3 separate regions of the Homo sapiens genome follow, and all the other regions are linked to region 2. A link is a contact called in ENCODE Hi-C or POLR2A ChIA-PET data. All regions are on one chromosome and are shown on one strand. Each heading gives the region's core, a stretch centred on a gene start or an enhancer-like site at or near the end of the contact. The rest is flanking DNA. Distances are from core to core; before and after follow the strand shown. Region 1 has its middle 28 kb from the start of LMNB1-DT. Region 2 holds the start of PRRC1 (proline rich coiled-coil 1). Region 3 overlaps MARCHF3 (membrane associated ring-CH-type finger 3).

The links. A loop is a pair of places that touch in the nucleus more often than their neighbours do. ChIA-PET counts read pairs that join two places held with the same protein, here RNA polymerase II (POLR2A). Pooled maps may share reads with other maps.
Region 1: a loop to region 2 is called in a pooled map, with 4 times the contacts of the local background. The contact joins the enhancer-like site here to the promoter of PRRC1 in region 2. A Hi-C loop is called at or near these places in 4 of 50 pooled maps. POLR2A ChIA-PET finds 5 or more read pairs at or near these places in 2 of 52 experiments (GM12878 and T-cell).
Region 3: a loop to region 2 is called in a pooled map, with 2.9 times the contacts of the local background. The contact joins the enhancer-like site here to the promoter of PRRC1 in region 2. A Hi-C loop is called at or near these places in 1 of 168 maps with a recorded cell type or tissue (vagina), 1 of 37 single-sample maps with no recorded cell type and 3 of 50 pooled maps. POLR2A ChIA-PET finds 5 or more read pairs at or near these places in 1 of 52 experiments (activated T-cell).

What each region holds. Positions count from the first base shown.
Region 1 is chr5:126,746,708-126,749,926 of GRCh38, reverse strand. No RefSeq gene overlaps it. Among named protein-coding and RNA genes, the nearest start is that of LMNB1-DT, 28 kb to the left of the region's middle. RefSeq lists enhancers at 1-639, 1,772-1,821. Within about 2 kb of position 1,691, at least 9 of the 41 ENCODE cell types and tissues checked have a DNase peak (open chromatin) inside an H3K27ac peak, as active enhancers do; they include GM12878, where a contact is called at or near this core.
Region 2 is chr5:127,516,346-127,519,478 of GRCh38, reverse strand. PRRC1 (proline rich coiled-coil 1) reads right to left here and starts at 1,839. Exons shown (of 9, transcript NM_130809.5): 1 at 1,703-1,839. RefSeq lists an enhancer at 1,662-1,841 and a silencer at 1,902-1,971.
Region 3 is chr5:126,970,979-126,974,029 of GRCh38, reverse strand. All of the region lies in intron 1 of MARCHF3 (membrane associated ring-CH-type finger 3), which reads left to right. Among named protein-coding and RNA genes, the nearest start is that of MARCHF3, 58 kb to the left of the region's middle. RefSeq lists enhancers at 1,407-1,456, 1,477-1,566. Within about 2 kb of position 1,574, at least 9 of the 41 ENCODE cell types and tissues checked have a DNase peak (open chromatin) inside an H3K27ac peak, as active enhancers do.

The DNA of each region.
Region 1 (3,219 bases), core at 442-2,941, 770 kb after region 2:
ATTAGATGCACAGGGAAAGGACTTAAAACATTTATTTAGGGCCGGGCGCGGTGGCTCACGCCTTTAATCCCAGCACTTTGGGAGGCCGAGGCAGGTGGATCACGAGGTCAGGAGATCGAGACTATCCTGGCCAACACGGTGAAACCCCGTCTCCACTAAAAAAAAAAATACAAAAAATTAGCCGGGCATGGTGGCGGGCGCCTGTAGTCCCAGCTACTTGGGAGGCTGAGGCAGGAGAATGGCGTGAACCCGGGAGGCGGAGCTTGCAGTGAGCCGAGATCGCCCCACTGCACTCCAGCCTGGGCGACAAGGCAAGACTCCATCTCAAAACAAAAAAAAATTTTTTTTATTTAACATATATTTGTCAAATTAAATAAAAAGTAGTATGTTAAGAAAAAACAAAGATATTTCAAATACAGAGTCTACAGTGAAGTTGTGGAGACTGAACAAGGAATATATTTTTTAAAACAACCAGGGTGGGCCTGGTGGCTTATGCCTGTAATTCCGACACTTTGGGTGGCTGAGGTGGGTGGATTGCTTGAGCTCAAGAATTTTGGCAATATAGAAAGACCGCGTATCTATAAAAAATCAAAATAAATTTTAAAAAAGAAAAAAGCCAGGCGCGGTGGCTCAGGCCTGTAATCCCAACACTTTGGGGGGCCAAAGCGGGCAGATCACGAGGTCAGGAGTTCGAGACCAGCCTGGCCAACATGGTGAAACCCCGTCTCTACTAAAGATACAAAAAATTAGCGGAGCGTGGTGGTGCGCACCTGTAATCCCAGGTACTCGGGAGACTGAGGCAGAATTGCTTGTACCCGATAGGCAGAGGTTGCAGTGAGCCAAGACTACACCATTGCACTCCAGCCTGGGCCACAGGGCGAGACTCCGTCTCAAAAAGGAAGAAAGAAAGAACGAATGTAAAGAAAGACTGAAAGAGAAAGAAAGAAAGGAGAGAGGGAGGGAAGAAAGAAAAGAAAGGAAGGAAGGAAGGATGGAAGGAAGGAAGGAAAGAAAGAAAGAAAAAAGAAAGAAAGGAAGAAAGAAAGAAGAAAGAAAGAAAGAAAGAAAGAAAGAAAGAAAGAAAGAAAGAAAGAAAGAAAGAAAAAGGAAGGAAGGAGAGAGGGAGGGAAGAAAGGAAGGAAGGAAGGAAAAAGAAAGAGAAAGAAAGAAGGGAGGGAGGGAGGGAAGAAAGAAAGGGAAGGAAGAAAGGAAGGAGAGAAAGAAAGAAAGAGAAAGAAAAAGAGAGAGAAAGAAAGAAATAAATAAAAAAAGAAAGAGGGAGGGAGAGGGGGAGGGAAGAAAGAAAAGAAAGGAAGGAAGGAGAGAAAGAAAGAAAGAGAAAGAAAAAGAAAGAAAGAAAGAAAGAAAGAAAGAAAGAAAGAAAGAAAGAAAGAAAGAAAGAAGAGAGAGAAAGAAAGAAAGAAAAGAAAAAGAACCACAACCCACTAAAAATCCCTGGGTTTTGTGCTTGGAGCCAAAGAAGTAGCCTTCAATGCAAGCGCCACTGAAGGGAAATCCTGGTGGGCTGGGGATCTGGGGGCGGGCCTCAAGTGAGAAGTAGAACCTACTCTGACTGTGAAGCCTGAGCAAGAGTCAGACACAACGACAAACCAACCACTTCCACCTACACAGGGTTCCTAAATAGTCACCACCCCCACTCTTTTCAGTTGGATGATGAGTCAACTAAAACTCTCATCAAAGCTGCCAGGCTTTTTGCCCCCTGCTGTTTTTAGACCCAAGACGAAATCCTCAAGGTACTGAAGGAGATCAGAATCTGCCACCCCCAAATATGCCACTTCCGCATAAAGATGATTTTGAGCTGATGGCAATTAGGAAGCAGCACATGAAGGAAGAACTCCGTGTCCTCCCACTTTCTGCCTAAAAGCAGGGCATAAAATCCTCCTTCTAAAGGTGTTTTCCTTTTCTATATCAGAGAGAGGAAAATGACTCTTATTTGCATAACAAGGCTTACTAAACGACACTTATCTACTATACATTTCCTGGTCACCTTCCTGCCATTTACCACTTTTAGAAGGCCAAACTCTTTTTCCTCTGTCTGGTCACTTCTCCACCAGTTATTGCTTTTCATTAAAATGGTATATAAGCCCTTGGGTCTAACTACCTCTTTGGGTTTCCACTTTATTTCTGTAAAGTCCCCGTGCACATACAAATGTTAACATTAATAAATGCTATGATTTGAATATTTGTCCCCTCCAAAACTCATGTTGAAATTTAATTTTCAGGCCAGGTGTGGTGGCTCACACCTGTAATCCCAGCACTTTGGGAGGCTGAGGCAGGTGGATCACCTGAGGTCAGGGGTTCAATACCAGCCTGGCCAACATGGTGAAACCCCATCTCTAGTAAAAATACAAAAATTAGCCAGGCATGGTGGTGCACACCTATAATCCCAGCTACTCTGGAGGCTGAGGCAGGAGAATAGCTTGAACCGAGGAGGCAGAGATTGCATGAGCCAAGACCACGCCACTGCACTCCAGCCTGGACGACAGAGGGAGACTCCATCTCAAAAAAATTTAAAAAAGAAAAGAAATTTAATTTTCAACGTGGTAATACTGACAGGTGGGACCTTTAAGAGGTGAATAATGAATTAGTGGGATAGTGTGGTAATGGGACTGGTAGCTTTATAAGAAGAGGAGGATCTGAGCTAGCATGCCCAGCCCCATCACCATGCAATGCCCTACACTGCCTTGTCACTCTGTAGAGAGTCTCCACCAGCAAGAAGGCCCTCACCAAGTGCAGCCCTCTGACCTTGGACTTCTCAGCTTCCATAACTGTAAGAAATATTTTTTGTTGGCGGAGCACGGTGGCTTACGGCTGTAATCCCAGCACTTTGGGAGGCTGAGGCGGGTGGATCACGAGGTCAGGAGTTGGAGACCAGCCTGGCCAATATGGTGAAACTCCATCTCTACTAAAATACAAAAATTAGCTGGGCATGGTGGCACGCACCTGTAGTCCCAGGTGCTTGGGAGGCTGAGGCAGGAGAATTGCTTGAACCCGGGAGGTGGAGGTTGCAGTGAGCCAAGATCGCGCCACCACACTCCAGCCTGGGCAACAAGAGTGAAACTCTGTCTCAAAAACAAAAACAAAAAATAAATATTTTTTGTCTATATATTATCCAGTTTCCAGTGTTCTGCTCTAAGCAACAGAAAACAAAGAGAATAAAGTAACGTATGCCTTTGCTACTGTTAATGTCTTTTGTGA
Region 2 (3,133 bases), core at 590-3,089:
AAACTGGAGATGAATTTAGGGAGAACGGTTTTCATATAAAGAGTGGAGAAAGATTCCAGTGTAAACTGAATCGAGCAGTGGCAGGTGAGACTAACACGCATGACACTTTCAAAAAGTTTGGCTGTGAACGTAGGAAAGATCTATGGCACTAAGCAGAGAACAGGGATCCGGGGAGGCTGAATCCTTTCATTCAGTACCTATACATCGAAGGTAAATAACCTGAGATAGAAATGCCCCTTTGGAGATTTTACCACTCCTCAACCAAAGCTCCCTCTTTTCTTCATTTAATTTTTTATTGGTCATTCACCCTCTACTACAGATGCTCCCCAATCCTTACAATGACTAGTAGAAGTCCTATTGTAAGAGAATCCCTAACATTAACAAATGTGTCTGCAAAAGAAACTGTACAATGAATACAAAGTCATTAAGTGGAATAAATAATCAATTTCTTTGTCTTTAATGGCTTTTTATATGAAAACTGCCGTAATGGCAATACTGAGGTAAATTTTACATGCATAAACATAGTGCCTTCTACTAAAAAAACCTATTATGATAAAACAATACTGAAGTGTCAGAGTTGGTAACTGTTTTAGGGCTCAAGTCTTGTCACGAAAAGTACTATTCATATATCAACACTAAAGAAAAAGTGAAGAAAATGGTTTGGAAAACTGAGTTCTCAGTCCGGCTAGACCCTGTTGTTCCAATTTGCTTGTGCCTTGGTTTTTCTGTTAAAAAAAAAAAAAAAAAGTGGATGTCTATTTACAAGTTTACAAGAAATGGAAGAGTGAAGCTCTGATAAACTTTAAAGCATTAAGAGCAATTATTGCTGACCTACTCGTGCCACAAGATTGTCTCTACTACCAAACAGTGAGCGCTAGTTAGAGCCTAATCTGACCCCGAAATAAAATTTTATAAATTTTCACTGAATTAAACACTGGCTGCACAGGAGAAAGACTGAATGCCAAGATGTGTCACGATCGCAGAAATGCACATGTTGTCTCTCAAAATAACTACTTCGAATGACAAAAACACTATTGGCTATAAATTCTGTCAATCTAGGAAACGTGCTATCTGCAAATTTGCCTGAAGCAGGTCCCAAGACCAAACAAAGAAACGAGAGAATGCAAAAACTCTCCCAAGCGGCGCTAAGCACCGATGGGGTAACCTCAGGGAAAATAAGCTTCCTTTCATTGCAGGTCCTGGTGTGATGACTCTCGAGCCTCCTGGGCCTCTCCAGGGCCAGAGCGGCCGAAATCCTGTTTCAGGAGACAGCGGCTTCCCCTCAGGCTCTGCCACGTCTCCAGGCCAGACAGGGCCGGGCTAAGGTCCGCCGGCGCTCCCGCCAGTCTCCCCTAAAGTCAGCGCCCTGGAAGGTGGGGCCAGAGCGCTCCTGCCTTGGTCCTTGGACAGGAGCAAAGTGTCGCGGGGCGAGACCCTCGAACCGCGCCCACCGTGCCATCCCCAGCGGAAACTGCTCACCTTGCGATGTGCACTCCTGCCTGCTGCACCCCGCACGCCGCCACAGCTGAGCCTGGACCACGGGACTAGGGGGCTCGCAAACGACATCGGCGTCCAGTGGCGCCGGCCGGCCCGCCCACCTTCCAGGGACACCGTCCCTCGGGGTCTGGCTCTGGCGCCTGCAAGCCATGCCATGCCATGCCACCCCCCTCATACACGCCCCTCGGAGCCACCTGGCGCTCACCTGGGGACCGGGAAAGTGCCTGCGTGGTCGCTGAAGAGTGTGGTATGATAGGGAGGTCGGGACGTAGAACTACAGCTTGGAGAAGACAACGAAGGCGCACCCTGGAAGTTACCTCGGCGTGTCCCCGCCTACAAGATGGCCACGGGCGGCGCATGCTCCTGCGGCTGCCACGTCGGCCGCGCGCCGCACCGCGCCGCGCGTCGCCGCCCCGCCCCGCTCCGCCCCGCATCGCATCGCCCCGCTCCGCCTCCGCATCGCCCCGCCCCCCCTGTCCCATGCGCTGTGAACCCGGCCGGGACGCTGCAAGTTAAACTTTGGAGCCAAGATCTTCCTAACTACCGAGACTTGGTTCTGCCCACACCCTCTAGAAACATCTTCCAAAGGGCTGGCCTCCTTTCTACTTCGCAGCCCCCTTACACGAGAGTGGCACTCTTGTTACCAGGCGTAGCTCACTCATCCTGTGCCACAGCGGCCCAAGGGATAAGATCAGTTAGCCAAGGTCATCTGGTTGGCGGTCATCTAGCCAACATCAGCTAGTCCAGTCAGCACCTCCAGGAAGGACCTCGCGGCAGATACAGGGGACTTAGCCTGTATAGTCAAAGATTTCCAGATAACAGTGATTATATCAGGAGAGAGGGATTAGGAGAAGAGGGAGAGGGGAGAAGAGTAGCAGTTACTGTACTGAATTTTTCCCCAAGTGCATGTATTGCACATTCTTTTTTTAATTGTAAAATAGACAGATTATCAACTTTCTTATTATATGCTGCACCTAACACAGTACCTGAAATAGTTGGTGTTCAATAATGTACATTAAATAAATTAATGGAGTGCGATAGAGGAAAATAAGGAACTTCAAATCAGAAGTCTTGATTTGAGTCTGAGACTACTCTAATGCCAGTTGTACAGTTGCCTGCCCTTGTACAGGTCACTTAGTCTCCATAAGTCTTCATATTTCTACCTGCAAACTGAGAATAATACTATCCACCATCCCTAAATCAGGCAGGTGACAGACTCAAATAAAATAGAGCATATGAAAATTTTTTAAACTTTTTGTCTTTTTGAGATGGTGTCTTGCCCTGTTGCCCAGGCTGGAGTGCAATGGCGCCATCTCGGCTCACTGCAACCTCTGCCTCCCGGGTTCAAACGATTCTCCTGCCTCAGCCTCCCGAGTAGCTGGGATTACAGGCACAGGCCACCACACCCAGCTAATTTTTGTACTTTTAGTAGAGACAGGGTTTCACCATTTTGGCCAGGCTGGTCTCGAACTCCTGACCTCGGCCCGCCTCGGCCTCCTAAAGTGCTGGGATTACAGGCGTGAGCCACCGCACCTGTCCGAAAACATTTTTTAAATTGCTTAGCATTAAATATATAAAAAATTGTTTTTGTTGTTCTCAATTTTTTTTCAGGAACTCACTTAGAGATTTCACATTA
Region 3 (3,051 bases), core at 325-2,824, 550 kb after region 2:
GCTACTCGGGAGGCTGAGGCAGGAGAATGGCGTGAACCCGGGAAGTGGAGCTTGCAGTGAGCCGAGATTGTGCCACTGCAGTCCGCAGTCCGGCCTGGGCGACAGAGCGAGACTCCGTCTCAAAAAAAAAAAAAAAAAAAAAAAAAAAAATAGATTTTGCTTAATATTCTGGATAGAAAGTATTCCTCTTACAGATCCTTCAGTCTCCAACTTATATTTATGCCTGAAAATAATGTTCTTTATGGCCATCACCTTAGGCAATTTGGATGGTGATGAACTACAAAAACGTATATATGTTCTTACTAATACGGATAACTTACTGCTTTATCATTGCACAGAGGCAGTAATCCACATCTCTTTCCTAGCACTACTGAAGTAGGTAGAGTCATTACAATGCATTTTAGTCAAAAGGAATGTGAGAGTTGAGGATCATTGCCCCCAAATTCTCTCTGCCACCCTCTGCACTTCTGCAATTGTCTGCTTTAGCATCTAGCTAGGTGAGCTCAGATGTGGTCTGAATTAAGAGCAGTGTGACCTCAGAGCTGCCAGGTTTGCAGGCGCCTCCCCTACAGGTGGAAGCTATACTTCTGGATTGCTCCACCTGGCAGGAACCCCAGAGAGGTGGAATTCCATGCGTTGTGCTCGGACCTCCACAAACTGCAGGCTGATACAGAATGTGTTTACTGGGTTAGTGCAACCTAGCATGCAAACGTGGACACAGGATAGTCACAACTCCCACAGCAGCCTAAAGGAACTATGCAGGTCAGGTTGTGAAATGGCACCCAGAGTTATTTAGAAGGGCGTTTGGAATTCATAACGAGGTTGGTTTTGTTTTAAACCCTACTGTTGTCCTGGTAGGAAACAATGAGTGTTGATTACATTTTATTCTACTTAACATCAGTGCTTCTCAAGGGAGATATTGGTGACATGGAATTAGGTCTTATATTCAGGCATATAGCAAAAATAAATAAAGAACCTGGGGAGAAGATATTAAAATTTTAAGTAAAAGTGGAAATGAGACTACGAACAAAGGCAAAGAGAAAGAATATTTTAAACTGATATATCATGTGATATAGAGACATTAGCATACACTTTTGTTGGGTACGGGGAGAAATGTGGTATATAAATTATGCCAAAATCAAATTTTTCTCCATTGCTGGAGTGTATTTGGGATGGGTTTCAAAACTCTCTCAAATATACAGGGTTTTTTTGGTGTTTTTTTTACATCCTGTTTCAACATCCAGGGTCTAGACATTGGACTTCCTTCAAACAAGAGGCCAGTGAGAATAAATTTGAGCATGCAGTTGTTAAAACCACTCTCTTCCTCCACGTAGCTCTTGACAGCAGCTGCAGAAAATGAAACCTGTTGGGGGTGGAAGTGGATGGAGGTAAGGCAGTCTCAGATGGGAGGAATATGCTGATAGAGGAATCTGACCCTCAATTAATGAATGGCATCAACACCTTTCATGTTGAATGGCACACCCGAGGCCTGGGTGAGACAAGCAGGGAGAGAAGAGAAAGATCATATCTTGTTAATTGACCTCATCTCACCTCCTCCCCCATAAAAGCACATGACTTGTAACACAGAACTTCCTTTAATTTCATCAGACTACCTTGCCCAGAAACGAAGCACAGTAGTGATTATGAATGAACAGATACTTTGCCCCTACCTCTTGCCATTATCTCTTCCATAAACTTACTTAGGGAAAGCTAACATGAATCTCACTTCCTGGTTTTTAGGGGGTGATTTGAGGTTCTGGGAATTTTTTTTTTTTTTTTTTTTTAGTTCTTTAATTTTAAGCAGTCAAACACTCTGTTCCAAACAGAATGCAAATCCCACTCGTTGTACTCCTAACTTTGTATTATAAATGTTGGACTCTGTGAAAGCAGCAAGAGTAATGGTATAACTGGTGTGGATAATGACAGCTTTTGGTCTTGGAAAAGAAAAAAATGAAAAGACTTGTTCAGAATTGCAGAGCCAGGGAGTCTGGCAGTTTTTTCTCATATTTCTAGGTGATAGACAAATTGTTAGTTACCACATGTATAATTTATTAGTAATTGCTCTAATTTGCCTCCTAAGTTTCTAAGTTGCCGGTTCACTGAGATCAACTGTTTTGTACCCATAAAATAAGAATCATATGGTAATTTAATGAAGTAGCTAGCCAGTTAGCATGGTTTCTGTGCAAATGCAGTATTACCCTTGCAATTTAGAAAAGGGGGAGAGGAATAACAGTGTCAAACTTCTTAGAAGCCTAGTGACTAATTGTCACTTACTGGGATTAAAATGCTACACCCACATTTTCCTCTTGTGGACATATGGACACTAAGATAACTGTCTTTCCTTTGGGTTGTGTTGCAGTCTCTTTAAAACAAAATGCTTCCTTCCTCCTGGGAGCAGTGTAAGAGCTGCTGAGTGAAGGAAGCTGGATCCCTCCCATGGGTGATCTCTGGGAGAGAGGCCTAGAGCCTGCTAATGAAGTTAGAGCACAGCTTAAGGTACAATAGACCTGCTGCAAGGATGTTGGGGATAGGGTCAACATAGAACATTTGTTTTTTCTTTTCTTTTTTTTTTTTTTTTTTTGAGACAGAGTCTCGCTCTGTCACCCAGGCTGGAGTGCAGTGGCGCGACCTCGGCTCACTGCAACCTCTGCCTCCCGGGTTCATGCCATTTTCCTGCCTCAGCCACCCGAGCAGCTGGGACCACAGGTGCCCACCACCACGCCCGGCTAATTTTTTGTATTTTTAGTAGAGACAGGGTTTCACCATGCTAGCCAGGATGGTCTTGATCTCCTGACCTCATGATCTGCCCGCCTCGGCCTCCCAAAGTGCTGGGATTACAGGTGTGTGCCACCGCGCCCTAGCCTGTTTTTTCTTCTTAAAGCAAGCATTCTACTTCTCTCCAAACGTAATTAGTTGACTTCAGGTATGGCTATAAGAACATAAATGCAAAAATTTCTTCTTATGGCCAGACTGTCAGATTTCTCTCTGTTCTTGAATTTTCTCAACCTACCAACAATAAATTGTCTACTTATCTTTTAAACTCAGGAGCCA